2 separate regions of the Homo sapiens genome follow, and region 1 is linked to region 2. A link is a loop called in an ENCODE intact Hi-C map of the cell type or tissue named here. Cell type or tissue: heart right ventricle. All regions are shown on one strand. Each heading gives the region's core, and the rest is flanking DNA. Links, peaks and the distances in the headings are about the cores only.

The links. A loop is a pair of places that touch in the nucleus more often than their neighbours do. Peaks named below come from ENCODE experiments on the same cell type or tissue, not always from the same donor. Only the 100,000 strongest peaks of a DNase experiment are listed, where the experiment ranks them.
Region 1: it touches region 2 in a loop (2.2-fold over the local background); 2 of 110 quality-filtered maps call a loop at or near these places.

Annotation. Positions count from the first base shown.
Region 1 is chr2:37,502,216-37,512,193 of GRCh38, reverse strand. No RefSeq gene overlaps it. Among named protein-coding and RNA genes, the nearest start is that of LINC03063, 55 kb to the left of the region's middle. In heart right ventricle, for the core only: no CTCF peak of the experiment used is centred there; no DNase peak of the experiment used is centred there; H3K27ac peaks cover 4,621 bases.
Region 2 is chr2:37,649,044-37,659,021 of GRCh38, reverse strand. The region is part of intron 1 of CDC42EP3 (CDC42 effector protein 3); the gene reads left to right. Among named protein-coding and RNA genes, the nearest start is that of CDC42EP3, 18 kb to the left of the region's middle. RefSeq lists enhancers at 1,545-2,050, 2,497-2,616, 4,014-4,073, 4,741-4,950, 6,573-6,762. In heart right ventricle, for the core only: no CTCF peak of the experiment used is centred there; a DNase peak (open chromatin) is centred at 4,951; H3K4me3 peaks cover 2,369 bases; H3K27ac peaks cover 8,000 bases.

The DNA of each region.
Region 1 (9,978 bases), core at 1,149-9,148, 150 kb after region 2:
AAAAGAAAAGGACCGTAAACACCCTAGTAACCATGGTCTAGATTCAACAATTGTAACATATTATTTGCCCTATTATGTAAATTTCTGTTGAGCTATTTTCAAGTGAGTTGCAGACATCATGACACACTACTAAATATTTTAACTCCTTTCTTCTAAGAATAAGCTGTCACATAATAACCATAATACTATTAAAACACCAAAGAAAACTGATAAAAATAATTCTCAAATATCACATAATATCTAGTCCTTATTGAACTTCTCCCAGTAGTCCCCAAAATGTTTTTACCCCAACATTTTACTGGGACAATTTTCAAAGAACAAGGTTGAAAGCATTTTACAGTACACATTCATATACCCACCACCCAGACAATATTGTTAATTTTTTACTATGCTTGTTTTGCTACATGTGTTTACACTTTTTTTATTATTATTATTTTTTTGACAGAGTCTCACTCTGTTGCCCAGGCTGCAGTGCAGTGGTGCAACCTCAGCTCATTGCAATCTCCACCTCCTGGGTTCCAGTGATTCTCATACCTCAGCCTCCTGAGTAGCTGGAACTATAAGCACGCACCACCATGCCCAGCTAATTTTTGTATTTTTAGTGCAGCCAGGTTTTCACCATGTTGCTCAGGCTGGTCTCGAACTTTTGGCCTCAAGTGATCCACTCACCTTGGCCTCCCAAAGTGCTGGGATTACAGGCAAAAGCCACTGAGCCTGGTCATGCCTTTACATCTATTCATATATACACTTTATTCATCAATCTGTCTTATTTTTTGGTATATCTCAAAGGAAAGTACAACAGTACAGTTTCCCTTAAATATTTTGTATGCAAATCATTAGAGTTCAATATTTCTTTACAATTTTTTCTTTTGATGGAAAATTTACATACAATGAGATGCAAAAATTTTAAATTATACTTGTTAAGTTTCAACAAATATATACATCTGTGTAACCCAAGTTCATATCAAGAAACAGAACATTACCAGTAAGTTATTTCAGGACCCACCCCAGTCAATCCCCTCTCCCACTCCACACCCTCAAGAGGAAAGCACTATTCTGATTTTTTCACCATAGATTAATTTCACCTATTCTAGAACCTCATATATATAGAATTACACAATATATACTCTTTTGGTCTTGGCTTCTGCCACTCAAAATAATGCTTTTGAGAATCAGCCTATTGTTAAATATAGTTCATACCTTTCATTGCTGAGAAGTATTCCGTTTTATGAAAATACCACAACTTGTTTTTCCATTCTCTTAATAATGGACACCTGGATTGTTTCTAGGCTTTGGTTATTATGAATGAAACATTCATGAAAATTCCTGTACAAATGTTTTTTGCCAATACAGTTGACCCTTGAACATCTTGGGGGTTAGAGGTGTCCACCCCCCCATGCAGTTGAAAATTTGCATATAACTTTTGACTCTCTAAAAACTTAACTACTAATAGACTACTGTTGACTGGAAGCCTTATTGATAACATATACATTCTATTAACACATATTTTGCATGTCATATGTGTCATATACTATATTCTCACCATAAAGTAAGCTAGAGAAAAGAAAATGTTATTAAGAAAATTATAAGGAAGAAAAAATACATTTACTATTCATTAAGTGGAAGTGGATCATCATGAAGGTCTTCATCCTCATCGTCTTTACATTGAGTAGGCTGAGGAGGAGGAGGAAGAGAAGGGGCTGGTCTTGCTGTCTCAGAACTGACAGAGGTGAAAAAGATGGAGAGGTAGAAGGAAGGTAGGAATACTTGGCATAACTTTTATTGAAAAAAATTCACCTATAAGTGGACCTGCACAGTTTAAACTCATGTTGTTAAAGGGTCAACAGTATATATTTTCATTTCTTTTGGATAAATACCCAGAAGAGGAATTGCTGGGTCCTAGGGTAGGTATATATTTCATTTTATGAGAAACTTCCAGACCTTTTTCCCAGAGTGAATATACCATTTACACTTTTACCAACAATGTATGAGGTTTCCAATTGCTGTGTTTCCTTTTTTTACTACTATTATTTCTGCTCTTATCTTTTTAAATTCCTTTCTTCTACTTTACTTTGGGTTTCCTTCACTCTTCCTAGCTTCTTGAAGTGTATCCTCAGCTATTGATTTTAGGCTTTTCATTTTTAATATAAGCATTTAAAGCTATGAATTTCCCTGTGAGCATCGCCTTAGCTGCTTCCTGCAAATTTTGATATATTGTATTTTTATTTGCTTTTAATTTAAAATATTTTCTAATTTATTTTGTGATTTATTTCATCCATAAATTATTTAGATGTGTTTAATCCAATCTGTTGATGGTTTCCTAGATACTTTGTTATTAATTTACAAGTAAATGCCATTATGATCAGAGAATACACTGTATATAATTTCAATCTTTTTTAAATTATTGAGGCTTGTTTTATGGTTCAACATGTGTTGTATCCTGATGAACATAACTGGTACACTTGAAAAGAATGTTTACCAATCAGTATTGAGGTATAATGTTTTATAAATATCAATCAGATCAAGATGCTTGATAGTCTTGTTTAGATTCCCTATACCTTTACTGATATTTTGCAGTGTTTTTTAATTATTGAAAGAGAGGTGTTTTTTGTTTGTTTGTTTGTTTGTTTGTTTTAGAGAAAGGATCATGCTCTGTCACCCAGGATGGAGTGCAGTGGCACAATCACAGCTCACTGTAGCCTCCAACTCCTGGACTGAAACAATCCTCCCTCAAGAGTGGGGTTTTAAACCTTCAACTATAATTTTAGAATTACCTATTTTTCCTTACTTATTTCAATTTTTACTTCATGTATTTTGAAGTATAATTTTAGAATCACCCATTTTTCCCTTACTTATGTCAAATTTTACTTCATGTATTTTGAATTCCAGAATGTGTTTTGTAACTTTTTGTTTTCCAAAATGGATATAATCGAGTATTCTTACCGAAATGTTTAACCTGAATCTTATCAAGCCTTTAGATCTACCTAATTTCCTACCCTGAAGAGGAACAAGTTGAACAACAGTATGCAGGAACAATCAGGCACATCCAGAATAAGAAATGCTCTATGAGATAACTGGCCTGATATTTTCAGAACATCAATGTCATAAAAAGGGAGAGATTAGGAGTACTGCTCTACCTTACAAAACTTAGGAGATATGTCAAGTACATATAAGCTCTCTTCTTTAGGCAGCTGATCATTTTTGCATATAGAACCAAGACTTGAAAGACAGTGATATAAATGTTTCACTTTGAATATTAGAGAATTCAATACTAGAGAGAAAATGTAACCAGATTATATAGTACTGAGTGTACAAAGAAGACAGGCTCATTGAAGGCAGGAAGATAACCAGATCCTAGAAGGGACCCTTTAGCAATTTCCCTGCTAGAATCCCTCAAGCTAGACTGCAGCATCAGAGTGTATTGGAACTTTGTGTAGTGGGCTGGAAGTAAAGAAAAGGAATTCTCACCGTAGTCATCCAGGCCATAATTCTGACTTCGTTGAAGCCACCAACCATAGAAGAAAGCAAACTTGTTCACGTTTGCTGCTCCTAGCTTGGTTTTGGTAATGTATGTTGTGATGTGCTTCCCAGATCCCCACTTCAGGAATGAAGAATTGCTTTCCACCTGCTGGGAAGATTGTAAGATGACAGCCCTCTGCAGAGGGCCCTCTCCAGGAACTGCCCCAGCTGAAGGCAGCCTGTATTCAATGACTGGATAAAGAACTAGCCCCTAACTCCAAGTTGGTACAACTCTAAAGGAGCCTCAGAGCTCCCCATGGGGTGGCTGAGCCTTTATTACATGGAAGCACAGCCAATCCTTCACCTGCCATGTCCTCATTGTCCCATGCCTTCCACACTTGTTGAGTCAAAGAATACTCTCTGGTACCCTTCCTGTGAGCTGATCACCATCTCAGAATCAGCTTTCTGGAGAATCCAAGCCTGCAGCAAGGTTACACACCAATTACCTTTGGAGAGCTCACAATGCTTTCATCATTATTTCTATAGCAACTGAATTTACTCTGATTTTGGAGAAGGGGAAATTGAGGCGCAAAATTTCTGTGACTTGCCTGAGATTATCTGAGATGTCAATATTGTGCAAAGGCAGTGTGCCAAGGCGTTCTCAAGAACCATGTAAGTATGCTGCCAAGTTTTCATCTATGTATAAAGTTTATTTTTACTACAACAGAGTAAAACACACCATTCCAGCAATGTGTGCCAGATGGAATGTGGGTTTGTGGGGTCGGGTACAGCACAGGGTATAACAAATTTAGAATGTGTTAAGAAGCAGCGTACTCAAAGAAAGATAGTATGTTTACTAGAAATGTGATATGCTCGCCTCATGCGTATATAAGAGAATGTGGGCAGGACAGTAAATCTACTGAAATAGCAACACCATGCTGAAGGGAGACAGTGACTATAGCAATAACTGCGCATGGTTTAAGGAACACTGCAAATATGATCTTACCATAGGAGTAGTTACATTGATGTTTTAGCTGCCCAGTGTGTTTGGGGGTTTGCTATCAAAATGTCGAGTATTCAAATATCTGCACTGAATACAAAAAATGTTTGAAGAACCTGAGCTAGGGATTAGAATTTAGAAAATCTGGGCTCCCATGAATCCTATCTTTACCCAATTATGTTAAAACAGAGACTAAATATCACTTGTAATACCCCAAGTTGAAAAGCCTGTGCTGTTTTCTCATAAAATCAAGCATATTAGCATTTGAATCATGTTAAACATAGGATTGCTAATCAGAAGAGAAGATAAATGAAAGGGGAATGTTTATGTAAAATAGAAAGCCAGCATGTTGATGTCCCTGGATCTGCTCGACATAAAGATGCACACCCAGACAGTGAATAAAAGCATGGCACCTCATTTTGACAGTGTCTACACTGGCTTTCTATTTTCTTTTCTCTTTAAGTTTGTGGCATATTCTCTGCCAACCGCATTCCCCCAGCAGAGCCTCTCAGCTCAGCAGCACAAAGCCTTCTTTGTGCCCCTTCTTTGTGTGAAATATTGATAAGCCTGAAAGAGTCAGATGATGAAGGTTTCTGGTTTGTTTGGGCTTCGGTGAGATCCCAATTTCAAAATGTCCATGGCTAGGCCTCCAGAGTCAAATATGAACTGCTGTATTTTATAATTTAGGGGTAAATCTGAAACTGTTTTTACACTCAAGCAGAAAGTCTGCTCTCCAACATCAAGAAGGGTTGCGGTAATGATCCTGAGTTCATCACATAACCACACAACTCCTTATTCCATGCAAGCTAGTGAAAAGTCACAAAACTCACTTTCAGGTCTTGCTTTTAAAAATATTTAAAACCAAAGGAACTATTTTAAGTCTGAAGCCAAAAGTTAAGGAGCATTTTAATTCTCTCACTTCTTATCGGCAGCACCTCTTGGTTATTCTTCTCCTAACAGGCTCATAATTTTCATTAACAAGGCTGGCAGCTCTGACTTTGCCTGGAGGGGAATGTAACCCAGAGCAGCTGACAAGAGCTTGAAATTCTCTGGTTTTTGTCACTTGCTATTAGAATCACAGCCTTTTCTAAATATAGGATAGTGAGTCATATTAAACGGTGACCTGATTGCAAAGCCTCATCAAGTTTGTCTGGGGGTGCAATCAACAACACGTCGGACTGTAAAGGTCAACAATGTTAACATTTCAGAGCCTCCTCCTGGTTCAACACTGCAAAAGAAAATGGCATTGTCAAGTAGGCTTTATTCACAGGACAGTATACAGATGTGTGTTCACATGGATTTTTTAGCTTCCTTTTCCACTGCACACAGTATAGTTTATGGATTCATAGCGTATACATATGTCAACTTGTGGCTCTCAAGGATTAATTTCACTTTATCCAATATGTTTCTAAACCTCTTAGGGAATTCGTGGTTTAGTGCAATGGGCTGACATAGCACTAATTTAATTCAGATTCTGTTTTCATACTGTCACAATTTTAACTATTGCAGCATTGTTTGTGGAAATTCAGATACGGTTATTTAATGAAAGAAAAGTGACAAAGAAGACACTCTTTTGGTATCTTTGATTACAGCCTAGCCCTCACCCTTCCTATCCAGCAGGTCATCAAGATCTAGAAGATCCTAGTTCAATCCAGCAGCTGCCATCTCCACCCCCTCTCACTGCTGTGACCTTAATCCAGATCTCTTAAGCTTTCCTCGGGGTTCTTACAGTACCTTCCTCCCTCCTCTCTTCTGCCAGAGTCTCTCTGCCTTGCAATCATGATTCCTTCTAAACTGATCTCTTCATTTACTACCTTAAAAACCTTCCTCGATAGGCATCCTTTGCCTATAAGATAAAAGAAAAAAAAAAGCATGGCTTCATGGAAAGTGCAAAAAAGTTCGGGCTTCATAATGCTACTTAAATGAGTGAATTCACTGCAGTCTACAGCCTTGTCCTCAGATTCATAGGCTCGAAATTCAATCAGTATCACAGCAGCGGACCCACATAATCTAAGCCTGCAAAAGTTATATAAGAACCAAAATTGTCAGCATATTAATTTTCATGGAAACATACCTGCTAAACAAGTCCTAATCCTCATCTTGGCCTGAGACTCATATTCCTCCTCCAGAAAAAGTTACATGAGTAACCCCTTTATAATAAGATTCTTTACAGCCACAGAATTAGCTCAAGGAGAGTTAGTTGTTTGGCCATTTGGGGCCTTGAGAATCATGGTTTGGGCTGTGATGAACAGGTACATGCAGCAGATACAAGGAATGCTCTCTCATGACACCAATTCATTGGTCTTCTATTTTCTACAATCCAGGCTGACCAGTTCTCTTCTGTTGGCCAAAACAGTGGATCGAGTTCCCATGTTTTGCACAGAATCCACGTCACCTCCCTGAGATTGCATATCCCTTGGAATTCTGGGAATTCCTAAACTCTTCAGTAACAAACTCCCTGATGGGCCCAACTGGCTTTTGCTTTACTCTCTCAGTTAGCTGAACACATTCCATCTACGTCCTCCCAGTGAACATCTTTATTCCCCAGTTCTTTTCCTGCTGCCCTTTAAAACCTGGCCCCATACTGCCTTATCCTCACTGTTCCCACACATACCATTCCCTCCAGCCACACCGAATTCTTCGCCTTTCTCCTTTCATGCTGGATGAGTAGACTCCTTCTGTTATAAGCCACAGAAACTAGCTCTAGCTAACTTCAGCAGAGAAGGGATTTACTGGGAGTAGATGGGGTAGCTTACAGCATTGGAGGCAAAACTGAAAAACCTGTTTTTTGAAAGGATAGAAACTAGGGCAGAGCTGAGGACTTAACAGGAACAGCTGGACATCTCTTCGGAAAGACACCATGAGATGAATCATGTCCTATCATTTTCTATACTGTTCAAGGATAGGAATTCCACATCCCACACTTTATCTTACGAAAAGCAAGGCACCTTTATGGACAGACACCCAAGACAATGCAGAATGAGAGAAAAATACTTCTCAAAAAAAAAAAAAAATCAGGACCTGGGACTAATATATCACAGCAAAGGATATGGGGAGCCAATTGATTGAAAGTGCATAAACTGTGGAACCAAAGCATGAAGTGGGGCCTAAAGACCCAGAGTGCAAAAACGCTCAAGTGTACAAGGAATCTGAAGGCCAATCAAGTGCATGAGGAATTTGAAGGTCAAAAGAGAAAATGCCTAGAGAGGCAGCACACTGTAAAGAAAGATCAAGGGAGAAATGAAAGGAGAGAAAAGAATGAACATTTTAGGGTATGAAAGTGATTTGTAGAAATCTTACATGGTAGTAAGAAAAGTATAAGAATTCATAATACATAAACACTTCATAACAAAAAAAATTGGAAGATTGAGTGGATTTAAAGGAGTCCTATTCAAATTCAAAGAATTAATGTTTGCATCTGTGTCTAAAGTCCCAGCTCTGCCTAAACAACTTCACAACACAAAATCCAGCCTGGCTATTCCTCCAGACACTAGCTTTCCGTGCTTCAGCAATATAAGCCTGTTTTTATTTTCTCAAACACCAGCTCCCTCCTGCCTCAAGGACTTTGCAACTTTGCATGTATGGTTCCTACATGGTTCCTTCTGCTAACATCTTCTTCCCCTCCTGTATTAGTTAAGGTTCTCCAGAAAAATAGAATCAATAGGGGGATATAGATACATCTATATCTCTCTGGCTTTCTGTGTCTACCTATGGAGAGAGAGGGGAGGGAAGGATGAGGAAGAGAGAGAAAGAGGAGATTTATTTTAAGAAAATTGTACGGGCTGGCAAGCTACAAATCCACAAGGCAGGCTGGAAATGCCAGCAAGAGTTGATATTCCAGTCTTGAGTCTGAAGCAAAGGCTGGAAACTCAAGCAGAATTTCTGTGCTGCAGTGTTGAGGTGAATTCGAGTTCCTTTCTCTTTGCGGGGTGAGGAGGGAAACTCAGTCTTTGTTCTCAAGGCCTTCACTTGATTGCATGGAGTTGACCCACATTATGGAGGTTAATCTGCTTTACTCAAAGTCTACTGATTTAAATATTTTTTGGTTTCTGGTTTTTTTTCCGAGACAGAGTCTTGCTCTGTCACCCAGGCTAGAGTGCAGTGGCACGATCTCGGCTCACTGCCACCTCTGCCTCCTGGGTTCAAGCAGTTCTCCTGCCTCAGCCTCCCAAATAGCTGGGATTACAGGTGCCTGCCATCACGCCCGGCTATTTTTTTTTTTTTTTTTGTATTTTTAGTAAAGAAAAGGTTTCACCATGTTGGCCAGACTAGACTCAAACTCCTGACCTTGTGATTCACCCGCCTCAGCCTCCCAAAGTGCTGGGATTACAGGTGTGAGCCCCTGCGCCCAGCCTACTGATTTAAATGTCAATCACATCTAAACAAATGAAAAACCTACAACATCTAGATTGGTGTTTGACCAAACAACTGGGCACCATTGCCTACCAAGTTGGCTCAGAAAATTAACCATTACACCTCCTCTTCCTGTCTCTTTACCCACCCACATCTGCATTGGGCTTGATTAACACCACCTCCTTCATGTCTCACCTCAAACCTCAGTCCCCCAAGGAAGACAGGTAAATATATTCTAGCTCTGTTATTCCTTTTATTCCTAATCTCAAGCACAGTAAAGTTAAGAAGGTCCATTTTGGGTACAAAGAACCTCCTCGCAGTGGTGAATAGACATCCCTGGGGTCAGCAGGCAGAGATTCTGTGACGGACTGAAGCTCTCAAGAAAACATCTTAAAACATGTGGAATGGAGAATGCTATTACCCTAGGAATCATCTAAATACATACAGTTTTTCACGGATAATGGATTTGTTAAGCATGCTTGGAATATTCTCCATCTTAAATAGCTATGCATAATTGCAATATTCATAAATTACTATACATTAGCAGACTAAGCAGACACACTGCAGTCAAATTAACTCATTAACCCTTTCCAGAACTCTGATCCTATAAGGTTGAGACCCAGGAAAACTGAATTGATATAACCATAAATATAAATCAAAAAACATAATAAGCTTCCTTCCTAAACAAAATACCACCAACCTTCTTTTTCTTGTGATGATTTTCTTTGATGAGCCAAAAGACACTCTGGGACAAAGATAAAGAAGCAAATATGTATATATCATGTAGTTAGAAGAATCTTTTATCCCTTTTAGTATCTTCCACATATCCTCCCAGCCCATCCTTGACTTTCTCAAGGTAAGTTTTTACAATCTCTCCATTTTCTCCTGCTGTCTTTGTCCAACTTGCCCTCTCTGATTTTAGATAATAGGAAGGCAAGATATCACGAGTCAAGCAAGGCATAGACAATATATTACTTATGCTATATTTAAATAGTACACCTGAAAATTCATTTTGGACACCATTATTAATAATAAAATGCTTAATATGCACTATAATATTCATTTGAAAACAAAGGCACACTAGACACAGATGAGACAATGAACAAAATACATAAACAGGCATGGACAGTACAGTACTTTTTCTTGTGATGCCAAAGAAATAAAAG
Region 2 (9,978 bases), core at 1,254-9,253:
GTTGCAAGTGTGGCAGGCCCCCCAGATTGCTGAAGTGGGCTTCACAAGCTATTTTATCTTATCTCCAAGCTGTAGCCTTAAAACCCTTGAAAGGTTTTAAAGCAGAGAGTGATAAGGTTACATGAGGATTCTAGGTACCTCACTCTGGTGTAGATTGGAAGATAAGGTGGAAGGACCGGGGAGGCAGGGAGGTAGGTGAAAGGCAAATGTCCTTGTGCAGGAGAAAGATCATGGGGGCCAGGAGTAAGGCTGATGGAGCAGGGATGAATGAGGAGAGACAGTCCAGACAGACTGATAGGACTATAGGACTTGATGTAGAGATGGAGGCGGGGAGAAGTGCTGGGATGATAGCTGGGTTTTGGAATTGAGTGACTTCTGCCATTTACCAGGAAAGCATAGTTTGGAAGGCAGATGCCTAAGGCAGGCAGGGGGAAGAAAGATGGCAAATCCCATTTGGGGCAAGGTTTATGAGTATTATATGGGACAAGGGAAGCAAAGTAGAGAAGTCTGGAATATAAGGGAAGGGAAAGGCCAATCAATGCTTTTCAAACTCTCTGGGAAGGGCCACTGTCTTTTTGTTTGTTTCCATTTCCAATCCATTGTACAATACTACTGTGCACAAGGAATATGGAGCTTGGGCCACACACAACCGCCATGCAAGCTCAACAGCATACAGCTCCCAAACTTGTCAATAGCCTATTCAGTAAGAAAAAAATCTGTTGGTCACATGCTTGATGTTAAGGCAATGTCAAAAAGATCTTGCTTCCAACTTCTGTTCTTATCTCATCATGGACTGTATGAACCCACTTTGAGTAGCACTGGTCTGGACTTAAGTAGATGCATGTGGGTTGAAGGTACTGACTTGGAAGTTATCCCTAGAGGTGGTATGTGATTGCCGGGGGAATTGTTGAGGAGTGGGGGATGGGCAGCAGCCATCCAACCCTATGAAAATGCCAACATTTAAGACAGGGGTTCAGACTTCTTCTGTAAGGGCTCAGTTAATACTTTGGGCTTTGAGAGCAACATACAGTCTCTGTCACAGGCTACTCAACTCTGACCTGATAGAGCAAAAGCACCTTTACTGGGATTTCTCAACTTCAGCACTACTGAGATTTGAGGCCAGATAATTCTTTGCTTTGGGGAGTTGTCCTGTACACTGTAGGATGTTTAGCAGCATTCCTGGCTTCTACCCACTAGATGCCAGGAGCACACCACCCCCAGTCACGAAAACCCACAATATTCCCAGACATTGCCAAATATCGCATAGGGAACAAATATCACCCTCAGTTGAGAACCCCACTGAGCTGTAGACAGTACATAAATGAATAGGCATAGGTGTGTTCTAATAAAACTTTATCTATAAAAACAGGCAGGGGGCCGGATTTGGCCGGCCTGTAGCTTGTAGACCCTTGACTTAAGGGATGGTCAGAAAGAAAACTAGAAGAGCTTATTCAGTAAGATTTGAGGGCCTTCTGTGTCCCCAGCTCAAGAGGAGGCTCTGTAAGTGATTCAGCATAAAAAGGAGGAGAGTTTTCCCAACAGGAACACTCATGTATAGCCCTTTTGCTTACTTTATTCTTTTTGAGCTCACCAGCCACCTGGAAATATCAGGCATTAAAACCACAAAACAGGAAAACAACAAATCACATAATACAAGCCCTCCACAACCCCTAAGAAAACCCCTAAGCAAAGCAGTAGCAAGGTTGGATTACGTGAGGTGCATTCGAGTAGACTTCCTCCAGGAAGGAAGTGCATCTGGAGCAGGTCTCAGAGGATGTTGTGAATAGAGGCTGATGGTAAGAAGGTGGGAGAGCTTTCCATGTAGGGAACACAAGGTTCTTAGTTTCAGGTTAGGAGGGAAATGAAGTGTCAGTTAGGAAGCTAGGGAGCTATTGTCCCCAGTGAAAGCCTGTGATTGTTCACTGTCGCATGCAATGGGCTTCCTCTGGGAAAAGAATGAACAGCACTTAACACGATTTTCTAAGAACAGGATGTTTGTTTTTCTCCTCGAGGATGGCGGGGGGCGGGGGGTGGGGGGGGGGCTTTGTTACTTTACAATTCAAATCTTTTGACGTTTACCACAAGTCAAATTCCTTTTGAGATTCTTGTTGACAATAGCAAAAATACTGAAAAGTCCTAGTGAGTTAGAGATGGAGGGACCAGTGTCTAGGACCCTTCTTCTCATTTTTGGCTTCTGACAAGGTCAGGTTAGCATCTCCACCTCTCATCCGTGTTGCGCTCTTGGTGTGTCATTTCCTCTTGGTGCTGTCAGACTTCAAGATACATAGTCTTCAGGTTGGCAGTCCTTGAGTTATCAAATCGGCAGTGGCTACAGAATGCAGCTATGGCTGGAATCCTAGCTCCTCCACATTTTGGGTGATTGACTGGAGACACAGGCTTCATCTAAGACTGCTTCCTAAGAGGTATGCTCTGAGCATTACATGCCTGCCTGGCCCACAGAAAGCACTCATGCTAGCTAGTACTCTTCACAGGTGTAAATTATTTAGAGAACAAAGCATTTCAGATTTGTCACTTTCCAGAGAGCCTCTGTAGACTTGCTCTAGGGTTTGGCCCCCGGGAGCAAGTCAACCTGGCTCTCATGATGGAAAGTCTAGCAGGGGTTATGGATTTAACACTTGTGAATTTGAAGTTCACTGTGGGCCATGTGTTGTGGGAGGCAAAAGATGAATAAGCTCATGCCCACAGAAGAGCTTTCAGCCTAGTTAGAGGGAAATCATTCAACAAATATATTTGTAGTAACACATATACAAATAACGCAAGGATGTTGGTAGTGGAAGTAGATTGAGAGTAGAATGACGACTACCAGATTCCACATATAGCCAGTGCTGGTATCATACAGAAAAGCCATGTTTCAGCCCATCCAAGGAACGTGGATTATTGTAGACAGCCCTAGCAGGGTGGCAGAATAGCATGGAAGTCCTGTATTTGTCCCTTTACCCCATCAGAGAACTTGAGAATGTGGCCTAAAGGCAAATGGCTAGGAACTTTGCCCTCCAAGGTAGTATGGGTTAAATGACCATAATCTGAATTTCTGGACAGTGTCAGCTTATTATTTGGGATCATTTGAAATTACCATTACCAGAACTGGAGTACTGCATAGAATAATTGCTGACTTAAATATTAATATTTTGTGAGCAACTGAGAGCAAGTTCCTTGCTTTTGAGCAGAGATTAGAATGAATATCCTGGCTGAATACTGCTGAAAACTTCAGAGTCAAGTTCTCTTCCTGTATTGATATTGTCCTTGCAGCATCACAGACCAAGTCAGATCCATTAGTTATGGAAACACGTGAGCAGTTCACAGCAATGGCCTTATCAGAGATTCACATCCATGAAACTAGAGTGCCTGCCTGGGTGCTTCTGACCAGCCCTGGTGCCATGTACAACACGTCCTGATAAATGAACCAGGCATGAGAGGACTTGCCCTCCTCCTGCCTTGTTGTAACTGCCAGAGTTCTATGTCCACATTGAGTCTTCCCCAGTAACTCATTTTTATAGGAAAAAAGGTCCTAATGGCCTCTGTTCAAAAGTGCAGACTTGGTGCTATGTGAGGTGGACCTTCTGTCTTCCAATTTTGCTTCTAAGAGATCTTTCAAATTAGATCCCATAAAAATGAGACGTGTACACAAATTAGCACTGAGTCTCACATATGGTATTTGTGGGTCTGTATATAATCAGGGTTGTAAAAGAACAATAAATTCAAGCTGTAGCTGAATCACAAATGAAAGTCCTTTAAAATAATGGAAGGTGAGATGTATCAGACTTTGAATGGGTCTTTAAAATACCGCCTGCTCGTTCTGGCTAAGTTCATTTGCATAACAGAGCTCAGCAGCTGGGGAGCCAGCTAATAGAGTTTCATAGTCTTGAAGCTTAGAGCTATGTCCTCAGTTTAGATGATATGGGGAGAGGGTAAGAATCTAAAAATAGAAAAGGCATCTTCTTATCTTCTCAAATGGGTGGAGTTAAACAGACTGAAAATATGAAAAGCATCCCCTTCGGGTTACTGGGTGCTTCTGGTTACACTGATTTCCGCCTTAGAAATTCAGCATTGAACTTAAATGAAAATCTAACACTATGGGGTTTTTTTCCCCTTCAATTTTAAAATTATTCAGAGAAGCACTCCTACAGAGGTTTGTAAAAGGATTGACATGAGCGTCCACATTGTAGTAATATTTTAGTGTTTCTGATCCCAAAGATTGGCTGGTCATTTCTATATTAGTAAGAAGACTGCCGTGTTCAAAGAGAAAGCTTCTTCAAGGGAAAGTCCGTGTGCGTTTTTCTATGGAAAAGTGACATGGGACTACAAGGAAATTGGCAGTGATCGTGTTCCCATACAGGAAACTCAGAATAAATGGGAACGTGAACACCTCCCTTCACGCACTGTCAGGGAGGCGCAGGGTAACCGCCCTCCCCTCTGTGAGAGCTTCATCCCATGGCCATACTTGCTGTCCCCTCCCCACCCCAGCCCATTCCATCTTTTGAGAAACCTGAGCTGTTACTTGGAGGAGCCAAAATCTTTCCTTGTAGTTTCTGCTTGGTAGCTCTAGGGCCTCCCAGAACAAGTTAATTCCTTTTCATTACAATTAAATGAATCCTTCAGATCCCTTAAGATTAGTTTTCTCTTTCTATGAGTTCTCTTTAAGCTGCTCTATTCCTTCAGCCTCTTCTCACATGTCCTAATCGAGCTCCTTCACTTCCTCCCATTTGCCTCCCTCTGAACATGCGGGGACATGTTCCAGGTAGCCTTTATCCCTTCTAAATGTGGAGCCTAGGATCATGTTCTGGGCGCTTGGCACAGTGGAATTATTATCTTCTGGTTGGCAGCAGAGAGACATAGCCCACAGATGGTTGGGGGTAGGGAGGCGGCGGAGGGTACTTGGCCGAGTCATCATCCTCCCCTAGGACTGTTGGTTCCAACATGCAGGAGGAGTCGCTGGATACTCTGGCATGGGGCTCAGATGGTGCAGTAGTGCAGTGGTGCCGTGACTGGCCGCATAGTGCGACTGTGCTGAGGCAAAGCGAAAAGTGATCAGAAGCTGGAATGTCCCTGAAGGATGTGACAACCGAGCCAGAAAGGGGAAGTCGGATGCAGGCTCACTTCCTGCAAGGAGGAGAAAAGAACAGAGCCGCAGGTCCCTGGGGGCAGTAGCACCCCTCAACCCACCTGCCCATTTTTATACATGTGTGTTTTAAATTAACACTGCAACCTGTTTTGCAGGATGCAATTTTTTTTTTTTTTTACTTTTTCTCTCCACTAAGAATTAATCTAAAAACAATTAGTAGGCAAACCAAACATTCCTTTAAAATAAATGGAATTTTAAAAATATCCCAACTCCTTGGTTCTTTTCAGAGTCCTGTAAGTTGCCAGTGCATCAACTCTAAGTAACTTAGGAGCTGATTTTTCTGTCTGTCATTTTTTAAAACCGCTTGATTTTCCCTTCCTCCTGGCTGCTGCCCTGTTTTGATATTTTCAGCATCATTCTGTTTGCCAAAAAGATGGTAAGAAATGAAGCAAAGCACCGCTTCAGTTTTTTTCTTAACCAAATTATTTATTACTGCTGTGATTATTTCTATCATTATCACTGTCATTTACGCTTCAGTCAGTCACAAGAAACTAGAATTGTCTAGCCTAGTGCAACCCGGCTCTCTTCCTTCCTTATAAAAACCAGGGCCGTAGCTTCCTCTCCGGTCCTTTTGTGTATTGAAACTCTTGGATTTCTCACACAACCTGTAAGGGAGCATGTCCGTTCTCAGCAGCACTGTGCCCACCTGTCTGCCTGCCACATGTGTTCTCTCTGACCTGCCACATGACTGACTGGCAAGCTGGACCCTTTTGTTGGCAAATCTTTTCTCTCTAGTGCCCCAGGAACTAGAGCATTTGTTTTTAAAGGAATCTAACTTCTGAGATGAATGTTATCTCCAGTGTTATCTATGAAGGGAAAGAGGAACAAACCATGATCCAAGAACTAGGAGAAAGTTTGTGGAACTAGAAAGAAACCAGGAATAATTGTGGGAAGTTCAAATTTCAGGGTCAAGGTTTTTGAGAAAGGGCTAACTATAAGAACCTTTGTCTGTCTTTTAAGATTTAGGTAAGATAGTGGGAGTAGAGAAATGCAAGAAAACTAGAGAGCCAGGCATGGTGAGGCTCATCTGTAAGCCTAGCTGCTCGGGAAGCTGAGGCAGGAGGATCACTTGAGGCCAGGAGTTCAAGACCAGCCTGGGCAACATGGCAAGACCCCTTGTTCTAAAAAAAAAAAAAATTGTTTTTAATTAGCTGGGAATGGTGTTGTGCACCTGTAGTCTCAGCTACTCAGGATGCTGGGGCAGGAGGATGGCTTGAGCCCAGGGTTTCGATGCTGCAGTGAGCTGTGATCATGCCACTGCACTCCAGCCTGGGTGACCACATGACTTGACCCTTGGTTGCAGGAAAGGGGTTCAAGATGAGGAAAGGACAGACACGAGTGAATGTGCTCAGCACCCTCAGATGGCTCAGTGCCCACAGGTTAATGCTGGTGTTGAGAGTTTTGACTGAGACAGAAAGCTAAAATTCTCTCATCTGGGTTGTGGAACACCCAGGAGGGCCCGCTCCCTAGTTGTAGTCTGGTAATTCGCTTCCGGCCTGTAAGCCTTTCCTGTTTAGCTCCTCCTTTTCTCTTTTCCCAGCATCCCTTCCTCCAAGCAGATCCTTCTTCCTTCTGGGCAGAACGCAAAGCCCTGGGGTTCCCCTGACTCATGCTGACTGTTCTGATGTGTTGGTCATTCACCAGCAGTCTCCTGGAACCCAGGTGTCTTCTATTTTCTTTTTTTTTTTTTTTTTTTTTTTTTTTGAGAGGGAGTCTTGCTCTGTCACCCAGGCTGGAGTGCAGTGGCACGATCTTGGCTCACTGCAAGCTCCGCCTCCCGGGTTCATGCCATTCTCCTGCCTCAGCCTCCCAAGTAGCTGGGACTACAGGCGCCTGCCACCAGGCCCGGCTAATTTTTTGTATTTTTAGTAGAGACGGGGTTTCACCGTGTTAGCCAGGATGGTCTTTATCTCCTGATCTTGTGATCTGCCCGCCTCGGCCTCCCAAAGTGCTGGGATTACAGGCTTGAGCCACCATGCCCGGCCCCAGGTGTCTTCTTAAAATGATGAGGAGGGATGGGATTTCAAGTCATGGCATATAGGCCCATTCCATCATCAAAGGTTATCTGTGTGTGTCACTAGTCACCCTTGCACAAGTTGCTGTCCTCACGGGCCCAGGCGATTCCACCTGCCTGCACTTCCCTCCTCGCTCATGCCCTGGCCAGCAGCTCCTCCTGCATCCTCTCCCACCTGTTGAATTTTCTCACTTTCCTTTCCGACTACAAATGTTTCTCTTCTGAGATCTCTTCCCTTTTACAAAGTACAGATCCATGCTGCCTCTTTGGTGAAGGCCTGATCACAGAAGCAAAAAGTGATCTGTCCCATAGCCAGGGTCAGGGGAGACGTGGCTCAGGCCTTTTGTGAAGTCTTCATATACCCACACACTGCCATTGCAGATGCTGCTTTTAGACACATTTTCCTGATGTTTGTGTTATGATCAGTAACTCATAGTAGGCTTTTCAGGACCTAACAGCCATGTATAAAATTGGCTCTCCAGGAAAGCCTAATCTGAGCCCTGCATACACATTTATATATTTGTGATTTAAAAAAAAATAGCCAGTTCATTAACATGATTTGAAAATCCAAAATCATAAAAGGATAGTGAAATTTCTTTGCCACCCTGTTCCCCTTCCATCTACTTCCCCTCTCTGTGGACAGTCACTATTATTACTTGTGTGTTTCCAGAAATACTCTATAGATAAGCCAGTACAAATATAAATACACGCATTTGCACCTCTTTTTTTTTCCTTTGATGATGTACATCTTTGGGCTCTTCTCGGATGAGCATATTAAGCACTTCTTCATCCTTTGTTAGATCTGAGTAGTATTTATTTGGAAGGATACGCTTAACTGAACCAGTCCTCCATAGGTGGACAATTAGGTTGTTTCCAACTCTTGACTGTTATAAACTGTGCTGGTTTGAACAGCCTTGTTATTTCTCTGTGAGTTGGGTAAATCCCTATAAGTGCAATCTGAGGTCAGAGGGCATATGATTTGCAGTTTTGATAGATATTGCCCCACTGCCTCTACTGAGTTTGGACCTGTTCATACTTCAACTGTCAGTGTATGCAGGGCCTGTTTCCCATCCTCATCAGCCCAGCACATTGCCACACATTTGTGTTTTAAACAGGCTTTGGAATGCACCCCTTTCATAATTAGGGAGCAGACAGAATTCCCAGGGAGGGTGCTCATTAAATATCATGTCAAGACCTCAAAGCTCAGAGCCCAGCCATGTGGCTTCGTGCTTGGTAGCCATGCAGCCTTGGCAGAGTGGCTGGATATCAGTTCGTCAGTAGTGATCCATTTGTAAAATGAGGATAGTCACAGTAACAGCCTCATGGCTTCCTCAGCTAGTCCATGTCAAGGGTTGGAACAATGCTCGGTACATAGAGAAGCCCTCAACAAATACCGACTTGTATCAAGTGCTGCTGGTACCCAGGAGATGCTCATACCCTCTCCAGGAGCAGCCACTTCTTGCTAGGGAAGAAACTATCCCATTAGGTTTCTGCCTAAGTAAGTAATTGGCAAAGATTTTGAAAGAGCAGTGAGCCCAGGAAGCAGAAGGGGAAACTGATCAAGCTGCATGGACTTAGCCCAGAATGTTCAGAAAGGAGAGAGAAGGAAGTGGTCAGTTCGAGAAATTATGGGCATTGGATTATCAGCGTTGGATTGACTCTCCTGGGATCAATCATGGTTGCCCCTGAGCTGGGGAGGAAGAGAACAGATGCAATAGAAGGACTAGATCAGAGCTGCCAGATACTTTCCCAGCAGCACAAACGTCAACTTACCTAGAGTTGTAAAACTGACATTTTGCCCAAAATTCTTAACTTTCAGGGTATTTGGGAGCTGTTAGGATTGGCAATTCAGATTCAATTCAAATTATTTTTTTCTATAGTCCTAGAAGCCTATGCCCCATCATGCAGTAAATATGATGTAAATATTTGTAGAAAGAAAGCAAAATGCCTCTGAAGGTATCTTCTCCAGTATCTCCTACTCACCAGAATCTCACTACAGCTTAGGTAGCCTCCCCACCAACCCTTTTCTTGCCTTTTTCTTTGCTGCTTCCCTCCAACCTTTGCCTCCATGCCACCGACATGAAGCCCCACTTCAAGCAGGATGAGTGAGCCTCTGGTTGGAGGCCCCTGGTGCTGGTGCCTGTGGCTGGGCAAGGACTGACCAAAGGCTGGGGCTTGACGAGCATCTTGCTCCCTGGTGGGTGCCCAGCCCCCACCAGCCTACCGACTGGGCCCTCCCTCCCCTGCACCCTCAGCAGCACACACTTTCTCCCCCTTTGCTCTTCCTCCTCACTGTCCCAAATCCTTGTTTAATTCAAGGGTGTATGTGAATGATCCAGTCAGAGTGGCAGGGAACTGCTCTCTGGCTACATTTTCATGGGATTTTTTTTTTTTTTTTTTTTTTTTTTTTTTTTTTTTTGAGACAAGGCCTTGCTAGGCTGTAGTGCAGTGGTACAATCATAGCTCTCCGCAGCCTTGAATTCCTGGGCTCAACCAGTCCTCCCACCTCAGCCTCCCAAGTAGCTAAGACTGCAGGTGTGTGCTACCATTCTCAGCTAATTTTTTAAGAAAGTTTTTGTAGAGATGAGGTCCCATTATGTTGCCCAGGCTGGTTTCAAACTCCTGGACTCAGTCAGTCCTCCTGCTTCAGCCTCCTGAGTAGCTGGGACTACCGGCGGGTGCCCCCATGCCCAGCTAATTTTTTTTTCATAGAGACAGGGTCTTGCTATGTTGCCCAGGCTGACCTCAAACTCCAGGCCTTAAGTGATCGATTTTTTTTTTTTTTTTTAAATAATTGGAACCCCCTGCCCTGGGACCTGGC